2 separate regions of the Homo sapiens genome follow, and region 2 is linked to region 1. A link is a contact called in ENCODE Hi-C or POLR2A ChIA-PET data. All regions are on one chromosome and are shown on one strand. The core of a region is the stretch at or near the end of the contact, and the rest is flanking DNA. Distances in the headings are between cores, read along the strand shown.

Region 1 (6,076 bases), core at 2,042-4,541:
TCAAGAATTTGGGGCATTTTATGGCATGGCCTTCACATAAAAACCTTAGAACTGAGCATCCCAAGGCTCAACTCAGACTTTTTTCCTTTGCATCTCCAATCTGTCAAACATGTATATTTCACTATTCTTCTAGGATCAACTCTTCAAAAGCTACTAGGTATGAGTAAACACTCTATACATAGCCCCCTGACTCCACCTGTTTTCTGGTGGTGTTAAGAAAAATATCATTGCTAGCCTATGGTCCTATCCTCAGAGGAAGGCAACACCAGGACCTATATTATGACTGTGAGTCAGGTGAGATAGTCCGAGGCAAGGAACCTTTATAGAGTGTAGACTGGATATGTGCAGAGGCGCTGAAGAACAAGACAGCCAACATGGATTCACTTCCACTGAAGAAGGCCCGGGGGAGGAAGGGTGACCTGAGTTGAACCATGAGAGGAGGTGGGGGTGGGAGGAATATGTGAAGGAACAGAGGTGAGAGGAATTATGTAAAAAGAGAGACCAGAAGAGTACATATGGATGTCTGCAGGGAAACAAGGTGGCCACAGTCAGATGAGAGTTGACAAGTGGCAGAAAAATGCCTGCTGCTAGGTCAGCAGGTGCCAAGAATGTGAAAGCCCCACAAGGAAAGCAGAGGAGGAGCCATGGTGATGGGGGAAAATGGGGCCATTCCATCAGAGAAATGCAAATCAAAACCACAATGAGATACCATCTCACACCAGTTAGAATGGCGATCATTAAAAAGTCAGGAAACAACAGGTCCTGGAGAGGATGTGGAGAAATAGGAACACTTTTACACTGTTGGTGGGACTGTAAACTAGTTCAACCATTGTGGAAGTCAGTGTGGCGATTCCTCAGGGATCTAGAACTAGAAATACCATTTGACCCAGCCACCCCATTACTGGGTATATACCCAAAGGATTATAAATCATGCTGCTTTAAAGACACATGCATACGTATGTTTATTGCGGCACTATTCACAATAGCAAAGACTTGGAACCAACCCAAATGTCCAACCATGATAGACTGGATTAAGAAAATGTGGCACATATACACCATGGAATACTATGCAGCCATAAAAAATGATGAGTTCATGTCCTTTGTAGGGACATGGATGAAGCTGGAAACCATCATTCTCAGCAAACTATCACAAGGACAAAAAACCAAACACCACATGTTCTCACTCAGGTGGGAATTGAACAATGAGAACACATGGACACAGGAAGGGGAACATCACACACCGGGGACCGTTGTGGGGTGGGGGGAGTGGGGAAGGATAGCATTGGGAGATATACCTAATGCTAAACGACAAGTTAATGGGTGCAGCACACCAACATGGCACATGGATACATATGTAACAAACCTGCACGTTGTGTACATGTACCCTAAAACTTAAAGTATAATTAAAAAAAAAAAAAAAAGAAATTGAAAATCTCTGCCACAGGGAAAAAAAAAAAGGAAAAAGTAAAGAAAATGGGGCCACAGACAAGCTTTAAGTGAGAAGGGTGCCTGAAAACAGTGCTAATAAACACTAGATTAACAGCACTAGTCACTTAGAGAGCTAAAGCATAACCTGACTTTAATGCGGCCAGTACATAGCACATATTATTTGTTTCTTTCATTTTCTTCAACCAGACCACTGAGGAAAAGGCTACAATGAGTGCAGGAACATTTGAGGACCTGAAACACTCTTTTCCCATTAAAGAAAATATTTCATCTGGGCCAAAAGCAATTGCAACAAAAGCAAAACTTGACAAATGGGACCTAATTAAATTAAAGAGCTTCTGCATAGCAAAAGAAACTATCAGCAGAGTGAACAGAAAACCTACAGGATGGGAGAAAATATTTCTGAACTATACATCTAACGAAGTCTAATATCCAGAATCCACAAGGAACTTAAACAAATGTACAAGCAAAACACAAACAATCCCATTAAAAAGTGGGCAAAGGACATGAAAAGACACTTTTCAAAAGAAGATATACATGTGGCCAGCAAATATATGAAAAAACGCTCAATATCACTAACAATTAGAGAAATGCAAATCAAAACTACAATGAGATACAATCACACACCAGTCAGAATGGCTACTGTTAAAAAGTAAAAAATTAACAGATGCTGGTGAGGTTGCATGGAAAAGGCAACGCTTATACACTGCTGGTGTGAATGTAAATTAGTTCAGCCATTGTGGAAAGCAATGTGGAGATTACTCGAAGAACCTAAAACAGAACTACCATTTCGACCCAGCAATCCCACTACTGGGTATATATCCAAATGAATATAAATTATTCTACCATAAAGACACATGCATGCATATGTTCACTGCAGCAGTATTCACAATAGCAAAGACATGAAATCACTAATTGCCCATCAATGACAGAGTGGATAAATAAAATGTAGTACATATATACCATGGAATACTATGAAGCCATAAAAAAGAACTAGATCATGTCCTTGGCAGGAACGTGGATGGAACCGGAGGCCATTTCCTTAGGAAACTAACACAGGAACAGGAAACAAAATACCACATGTTCTCACTTATAAGTGGGAGCTAAATAATGAGAACACATAGATGGAAAGAGGGGAACAACACACATTAGGGCCTACTTGAGGGAGGAGGTTAGGAGGAGGGAGAAGTTCAGAAAAAAAATCTGTCAGGTACTATGCTCAGTTACTCAAGTCATTAAACAATCTGTACACAAACCCCCAAACCATGAGTTTACCTATGTAACAAACCTGCACGTGTACCCCTGAAGCTAAAGTAAAAGTTAAAATTTAAATTAAAGAAAAAGAAAATATTTCATATGGATATTCATTCGGGACTCTTTCACCAACTTTGCATCACAGATCTGAAAGTGGGGAGTACAAAATTACATTTTATAAAGTAGGAAGGCAGGTTATAGATGCCAGCTGCGCTTCTCAGGGCATGCAAAATGACTTTTACCAAATTTAAAGAAGAAAAACTAAGCAAATGAAATTTTTTAATCTTTCCATTTCAGTGACCAATGGTGAGACTCTTAAACGTTTGGATTCCTTTTGAACAACAACAACAAAATTATATTTGGATTCCAAGTGCCTCATTCAAATGGGCTTTCATGAAAAAGCAAAATGACAGGGCCTAAATGTAAATACCACTAAAGCCCCAGGAAGCTGAAAAGAAAAACAACCAGTAGGGAAAACGTGTTCTCTGTGGTCAGAAGCAGCAATGATTCCCAGCGATTCCATGCTCGGCTTTTCTTAAAATAACAAACCATCTAAAGAGAGAAGGCAAGTGTGTTCTGCTGCCGTGGTGATGGGAAAAACCTCAGCCAGCAGCGATGGGAACTGACTAGTCAGACTTGGCAGACACAAGCCCCGGGAACAAAGTCAACAGCATGCTTCATGTTTTAGGGAGGCTTGTCTACTGTGCATCTTCAGAAAAAAGATTTAGACCGAGAAATTCATGGCCACGGCCAGAGGTTGATAGTAAAAAGGTAGCTAGTCTAAAAACACTCAGCCCTAATACCAAATCGTCCTTCACATACGTTTCCAAAACCTATTTTCTATTTATTTCTTTTCTATTAAATTTTATGGGTGGTGGTGAGGTGAGAGAGTAGTAAAAACAGGCTGGTGGTGGCAAAAATTGCCATTCTGTGCTACCACTCTGGGCAGAATCTCAAAAGCTGAAAGTCATGCCAGGCTCAGGATCATCAAATAGAAACCCTGCATCCAGCCTCATCCATGTCAACCAGGACTTCAAGGGAAGGCCTCTTCTTACATATTTCCATGTTTAGAAACTGCACACACATTCCATGTTCACTTACTCTAAGGGGTCAAGAAGTTCCTTGTGATATATGATTAATATGCATTCTCTTCATTCATTTGACTCAGAAGTCTAACCTAATCTGTGCAAAATAGTTACTGAAAGATTAGAAACTATTGAATTTCGTTCTTTGTTGTTTTGAGTTTTCTTACTTTTTTACCACTAGTAGTACCAATTCCAGACCACAAGTGATTTGTGAAATTCAGCCTTCATTTTCAAAACTGCGTATAAGCCTATTTATCCTGGAAAAAGAACTGACAGTTGACTAAATGAAAGAATCAGCACAATCATCCCAAATCTTGAGTATAAACATCTCCTGTCAATGGTCTGGGATGGTTCTCAAAGTGGTTTGGGGACCTCTGAGGATCTCTGAGACCCTTTCAGGGGTCCATGAGGTCAAGACATCTTTATAATAATACTATAATGTTATAAGACTTTTTCATTCTCATTCTTCACAATTGTACAGTGAAATTTTCCAGAGGCTATGTGCCACGAGATGACGTTATCACTCTGCAGCTAATGAAATGTTTATATATTCTTGTACTTGAAAAATCTATCACTGGAAGAATCGATATTGTTAAATTGGCCATCCTATCCCAAGCAATTTACAGATTAAATGCTATTTCTATTGAACTACCAATGACATTATTCACAGAATTAGAAAAAACTATTATAAAATTCATATGGAACCAAAAAAGAGCCTGAGTAGTGAAAACAATCCTAGGAAAAAGAAGCAAGCAAGAAGCATCACATTACCAGACTTCAAACTATACTACAGTGCTATAGTAACCAAAACAGCATGGTACTAGTACAAAAACAGACATATAGATGAATGAAACAGAACAGAGAACCCAGAAATAAAGACACACGCCTACAACCACCTGATCTTTGACGAAGCTGACAAAAACAAGCAATGGGGAAAGGATTCCCTATACAATAAATGGTGCTGAGATAACTGGTTAGCCATCCTGCACCCCTTCCTTACACCACACACAAAAATCAACTCAAAAATGCATCAAAAATTTCAATGTAAAACTTAAAACTATAAAAATCCTTGAAGAAAACCCAGGAAATACCATTCTAGACATAGGCCCTGGCAAAGATTTTATGACAAAGATGCCAAAAGCAATTCAAACAAAACCAAAAATTAACAAATAGGACCTAATTAAATCAAAGAGCTTCTGCACAGCAGAAGAAACTTTCAAGAAAGCAAACAACTTATGGAATGGGACAAAATATTTGCAAACTATGCATCTCACAAAGGCCTAATATCCAGACTCCATAGGGAGCTTAATTGAACAAGCAAAAAACAAACACCACCACTTAAAAGTGGGCAAAGGACATGAACACTTTTCAAAAGAAGACATACATGCATCCAACAAGCATATGAAAAAATGCTCAACATCACTAATCATTAGAGAAATGCAAACCAAAACCACAATGAAATACCATCTCACACCAGTTAGAATGGTTATTAAAAAGTCAAAAAACAACAGATGCTGACAAGGCTGTAAAGAAAAGGGAATGCTTATACACTGCTGGTGGAAATGTAAATTCATTTTGCCACTATGGAAAGCAGTTCGGTGATTTCTCAAAGCACTTAAAAACAGAACTACCATTTTGAACCAGCAATCCCATTACAGCATATATACCCAAAGGAATATAAATCATTCTACCATAAAGACACATGCACATGTTATGATCACTGTAGCACTATTCACAGTAACAGAAACATGGAATCAACCTAAATGCCCATCATTGGTAGACTGGAAAAAAAAAATGTGGTACATATACACCATGGAATACTATGCATCCATGAGAAAGAATGAGACCATGTCTTTTGCAGCAACATGGATGGAGCTGGAGGTCATCATCCCAAGTAAAATAACACAGGAAAAGACAGCCAAATACTGTATATTCTCACTTAATAAGTGAGAGCTAAACATTGAGTACACCTGGACACAAAGAAGGGAACAACAGACAACAGGGCCTACTGGAAAGTGGAGGATGGGAGGAGGGTGAGGATCAAACAACTATCTATCATGTACTATGCTTACCATCTGGGTGAACAAATAATATGTACACCAAACCCCTGAAGCATGCAATTTATCTGTAGAACAAACTTGCACGTGCACCCCTGAACCAAAATCAAAGTTTAAAAAAATGCTTCATTATATTTAATAAACTCCCAATTACTGATCTTACAATAAACATTGGTAGATATAACTAACATAAACAAAAGCTTCTTGAAGTCCTCAGTAACTTTTAAGAATGTA
Region 2 (5,684 bases), core at 329-2,828, 41 kb after region 1:
AAAAGCTTAACAATCTATGCAGAATTGAGTCACTGTAGATAAATGCCTTCAAGTCTCTACACTGATTTTATGATTTTTGAAGAAAAATCACTGAAGCTGTATTATGTAACCTTGTGCCCTATTAAAGATATGGTCCATAATTAAACATTTTCTGATGACTTGGATATGTAAGTATGATTCCTTATTTATTCATATACACCTTGCGCATGTCATCCTTGCACTGCACTCTACTTATTCTTTAAATTATTGAGCAGCCAGTCTTTGGTAGGTCTGTGCTAGTTACTGGGAATACTGTGGTAAGCAAAGTAGACAAGTCTCTGGCCTCATGGAGCTTATAGTCTGATAAATATATTATTCAACCAATGTGTATCACTATAATCTGAGTTTAGCACCCCACCAGAATGTGCCGGGGGTATGAAAGCCCAAACGGGGCCTGGGATCTTCTGGAGGATGAAGAACAGTTTTGTGAGAAAGTGACATGGAGTTAATAACAGGAGAAGAACATTCCAGGAGCAGGAATGTGCAAAGGTCTTGAGGCAGGAGGAAGCAAATTAGGTTTTCTGTGTAAAGAGAAAGCAGTATGTCTGGATCCCAGAGAGTGAGAAAGAACAGCACTAAGAAGAAGGTTGTGTTCAGATCATCCTGGGCCTTGTAGGCTAAGTTTACTCTTGATCACATGGGAAATCATTCAAAAGGTTTTAAACAGGAGAGAGACATGATCAAATAAGCATTTTAATATGACTTTACTGGCTGCACAGTAGGAATGTAGGGGCTGCAAGGATAACATCAAGGGACAGTCCTGCAGGCGTTCATATGAGAGATGTGCAATGCCTGTGCTAGGACAGTGGTGGCAGAGACAGAAAACAGAAGAGAGAAATCAGGAACCATTTAGGAAATAGGATCAGCTGGGCTTGGTGATGAAATTCAGGAGATGATGTCATGGGTGACTCCTAGTTGGTTCTTGGAGTTGTGATAATGCCCTTCACTCACTGGTTCATTTGCTGAAAAAAAAAAAAAAAGAAAAGAAAAATGACAAAACCCTAGCTCAGGCACCAAACACATAGAGCACACTCTCTTCTCTTTGACAGCCAAGCTAGTTCTAAGTAGCATCTAGATGCCTGGTATACAAGTCCTAAGTGCCTGCAGAGCTGGCCCTCAGCTGAGAAGTGCCTATCACACACACACACACACACACACACACACAAGTAAAGAGAAGCCAACAGGCTACATTAGATTCAGGATAAATGAGCTAGCCCAAATGACTTCTTCTATTTCAACTCCACTATCATTGCATTTAACTGGTCACACCTACAAAGCAATCAGCAAACTGGGTGACTCATTAGGATTTTCTTTTCAAGAGAGCAAAGAACCTAAATAAAGATCCTTGAATTTAGCGTACAATACCCAGGAGTCATCGGAGCAGCAGCAATTTGGGGGAACTTCAAGTGTGGTATTTCGGTTTGAGTGGGGAAGTTAGAAATCAGAACTGATCTCACAAACAAAAAGCTTTTATAATAGCCTGTCCTAGATAAGAGAGTAATGAGAGGACAAAAGGGGAAAGCCATCCCCCTCTTAATACCAAGGAAACCTAGGGAAGTGACTTCTTAAAAAGGAGGTAAAAGCAGCAGTTTTAGTCACTCATCAAGAGTGACTGTTCTTCCTCTTTGCTAGAAATAGCTAAGAGAGTGTAAATCACTCACTAGGCTCTAAGAAAAGAAGACTTACAAATGAGCTTGAAACCAAATAGTGCTGTGTAGATTCTTCTACCATCTTCTAAAGAATCTGCATGGACTTACTTATTCACTGTTAAGGTTGTCTGTGCATGGTAGCCACAGTGCTAGGATGATATCTATAGTTTGTTTTTGACAACAAGTAAATCCATTATAAACCCAATTTCTTCTCTTGAGCACAAGTTTAAAAGGAAAAAAAGAAAAGCTTTTCTACTTTAACATGCCTCATGCCTGTGCTTCCAAACCAGAGCACAAGTACTCCCTGGGGCACTCAGCTCTATGCCAAGTATTACAGCAGCAGGAAACCATAGATTTTGTTTAAGTCAACCTTTCTATAGTAATTTCATTAACATAATTTTAAACTGACGCAACAATGATTATCATGTGGCATAAAGAGAATCCATCTAAATTTTAAGGATATAACAGAAGATTCCAAATACATTTCATTTTTGTGGTTTCCACACCACCACCGAGTGAAGCCTTTAGATCTCTTGAAGAGGATGGGGTGGTTACAGGCCAACGAACGTATCCATTAGATGCAGACAGCACAGGACCTAGAGCCTACAGTACTTTTTGCAGTCAACAAAAAATTATTCTTATTTTAAAATTAGAAGATAAAAACTAATTCTTAGGCCAAAGAAAATGTTTTAACATATAATATTTGTCTTACACCAATGAGGTTATAAAGCCTAATTTTTAACTTTTTGTTGTTTTATTTTTCTTGGAGAAAGGGGCCCACGGAGGCAAAAATGGGGAGGGCCTACAACAGTCATACTACAGCACCGGGTAGTGCTTTCATTTGTGTTTGAGTCCCTCTCCTCTGCTATGCTGGTAAGCCTCAAACACAAATGAAAGTGTTATTTCTTAAAGTATAGTGGTCCAAATACCAACATGATTTAGTGAGACAAGGGCAAATATTTTAATTTAAAAAGTATGTACTATATTTTTAAATATAGCTGAAAATATTGAGTTTCTCATTTACGGTAGCAACGAATTTTCTTTTTGAAAAATTTAAGTAAATAAAATACTTTAATGAAAAATATTAAGCAAAAAGACTGCAAGTTCTAGGATGAACTTGGAAAAAAAAAAAGAGGTTGGTATTGCTGAATGGCTGAAAACTAGTGATATCCTAGAATCCTAGAAATACTAGGATTCAGACTCTCAGCTATAACACCCAAAAAAGTTTCCATATAGATCATCAACTACCTTCATCTCTCAAGAAAAACAGTAAAACATGACCAGAACTTCCACCACCAATCTACTGGGAAAATTAGAAATTTTGGATAGTGGTCTGAGTGCTTATTTATATTTTAAATCACATATCATATTTTTCAGAATTAGTGGTTCACACTGGCAAGAGAGCAAGAAATATTTGTTGGTTGGTACAAAGCACCTCCTTTTACTAGCCCATGAAACAATCCTACAATAACTCTTGTATTGTACAAAGAGAGGCAGATGATTGATAAAGATTCCCACAAGAATAAGACATTCACAGAAAAATGAGATCAGCCACTGCAGTCCTACCAGCTGGGATAATTTTACAAGGGTCAGACAGCTCCAGGGCATAAACTAATCACTTCAGGGTGAGGAAGAAGCTGACTCCTGATTCCCAAGAGGCAGTGTCACACAATTAGATTGTTTATTCTAGCTCAACACAAATTTGACACATTTCCCCAAAACTGCCTGTCTAGGGTCCTGTCAAAACAGGATGATGGAAAGTCAGAATAATGTTTTAGCCCAGTATTTCCAACATTCCTGTAATCCATTCCATTTCAGTCATGTTTTGATGTAAAGGATATTTTCCCCACTAATATTTGAAAGCTATCCATTCTTGCGTATTCTAGTTACACCGAGCATACATTCATTGTGGAATAAGCAGCAGCCAATGGTATCCAGGATCTTCTAAAAGTAGTATTCGAGGGCTTTTTTTGTATGTCTTAAAATTGTTAAATCTGAGTGAATGAACTTATCTACTCCCAAAGCAAGATCTTAAGTTGTTTTTAGTGGCCAATGAAATCTTTCCCAGGGAGCTAGAAGATGGGCTACCCAAAGGAAAATATTCTATATATTTTTCAATGAACATATAGAAGAATTACAGAACAAACAAGACATAAAATACAACATTATAGCAAATGTTTTTGAGGAGGGTGAATGAGATTCTTAATTAGTTCTTTTGCCTCTGCCAATATTGTCTATACCATTGTCCTTACACAATATTTACACAAAATATTGCAGCTAATAAGCAGAATCAAAATTTGAACTCAGATCTGCTTAGATCCAAACCTATGGTCTTAACCTCTGTATTTGTTCCAGAACAGTTCCTGGAACAAAGCTGGTAGCCAAGAACAAACCTGGTAGCCAATCCGTATTTGTTGAATCTGAATCTAGATTAGGAACCAGGCTGTTTGATCCAGGATTCTGAGGTGTTTCTAGAGCTCTTTACAACTAATCTCAACACCCAGAATGAAAAAGCTCTCTATGACATTTGAAGATATTAGATGACTACATCTGATAATGCCACATTCAAATATTTTCTGTTAATTCTTCTCCCTGTTGAAATCCAATTAGCATGAGGAAAATTAACTACTGCAATTAAGAGGAAGAGGAAGTGAAAGATTTCCATATAACAAGTTTAAAGCTCTGTTGCTAAAAAAAAAAAAAAAAAAAAAAATGCCCAAAGAAACTCAATCCTGTAACTGAATTTCAGATAACAGAGTATACTGCATACATAAAAACTAACTTTTTTGAGTACTCACTGTATACCTAAAATTCTTCTAAATGCCATTTCATGTATTATCTCATTTAATCCTTATGAGCTAGGTACTATTATTCCTAAATTTCAGAAGAGAAAACCAAAGCACAAAGAGGTTAAGCAATGAAGCCTAGGTCTACCAATAAGTGGTAGAGCCAAGATTCTGGTCCCAAGGGATACAACCCCAAACTTTATGCTTTTAACCTGCTGCTTCCCATAATAATAACACTTGCTGGACACTTTAATCTGTCTCATATATTCTTTTTTCTTAACCTCCACTTCCTGGGTTCAAGCTATTCGCGTGCCTCAGCCTCCCAAGTAGCTGGGACTACAGGCACGTGCCTCTACACCTGGCTAATTTTTGTATTTTTAGTAGAGATGACGTTTCACTATGTTGCTCAGGCTGGTCTCGAACTCCTGAGCTCAGGCAATTCACCCACCTCGGCCTCCCAAAGCGCTAGGATTACAGGCCTGAGCCACCATGGCTGGGCTGCCCTATGTATTCTTCATGCAAACTATGTTATTTACTTTCCCCAACAACCATAGAGAAAATATATATATATATGTATATATGTGTGTGTGTGTGTGTATGAATGCATGCAGATATAGGAGGTGTGTATATGTGTGTCTGAGTGACTATTCTCTATCCTATCACTGTAAAAACACTTGACAGATCTCTCAACCATTGAAAGAAGGTCATCTTAGATCTTCTATATAATTAATCAAAAGAACTATTCATACAAAAATTGCATTATGTGTCATCTTCATTTTTCATTAGGTATTTTGATTGGATGTTGTTTTTGAGAGGAAAAGAATTCATTTATTCTCATGTTCTTGTTCTTTTTCTCATTTTAATATGAAATAACAGCACCAGAGAAAGTTCCAAAATATCTTGAAGGACAGAGTTTCAGGGCTATCATTGCATTTGTAAGAGTTGGGAGGAAAATTTCCAATTCATAGTAGTAGCCAAATGTTGCAAATCTTCATGTACCCTCCACCTAAGTATTACAGACTCTGCATCATGTAACCTGGTTACTGCCAGAATTGAGATCTCCCTTCTCCTCTTCACTTATCCAAATGTGTGATTCATCTCTGTGGGATATGACAAACCAACCACACTGGGCAAAAAGGCCCTGCCTGAGCCCTCTCAGTTCCCAGGAGAACCATTCAACACAAAAGTTAAATGGTGCATTTCAGGCACC

What was found. Hi-C counts contacts between places; a loop is a spot of excess contacts on that map. ChIA-PET counts read pairs that join two places held with the same protein, here RNA polymerase II (POLR2A). Pooled maps may share reads with other maps.
Region 2: a loop to region 1 is called in a pooled map, with 1.8 times the contacts of the local background. The contact joins two enhancer-like sites. A Hi-C loop is called at or near these places in 3 of 168 maps with a recorded cell type or tissue (CD4-positive, alpha-beta memory T cell, lower leg skin and posterior cingulate gyrus), 3 of 37 single-sample maps with no recorded cell type and 2 of 50 pooled maps. POLR2A ChIA-PET finds 5 or more read pairs at or near these places in 9 of 52 experiments (GM12878, H1, MCF 10A and 6 more).

The regions. Positions count from the first base shown.
Region 1 is chr3:171,303,605-171,309,680 of GRCh38, forward strand. The region is part of intron 2 of TNIK (TRAF2 and NCK interacting kinase); the gene reads right to left. Among named protein-coding and RNA genes, the nearest start is that of TNIK, 150 kb to the right of the region's middle. Within about 2 kb of position 3,292, at least 15 of the 41 ENCODE cell types and tissues checked have a DNase peak (open chromatin) inside an H3K27ac peak, as active enhancers do.
Region 2 is chr3:171,346,218-171,351,901 of GRCh38, forward strand. All of the region lies in intron 2 of TNIK (TRAF2 and NCK interacting kinase), which reads right to left. Among named protein-coding and RNA genes, the nearest start is that of TNIK, 110 kb to the right of the region's middle. RefSeq lists an enhancer at 1,268-1,317. Within about 2 kb of position 1,579, at least 5 of the 41 ENCODE cell types and tissues checked have a DNase peak (open chromatin) inside an H3K27ac peak, as active enhancers do.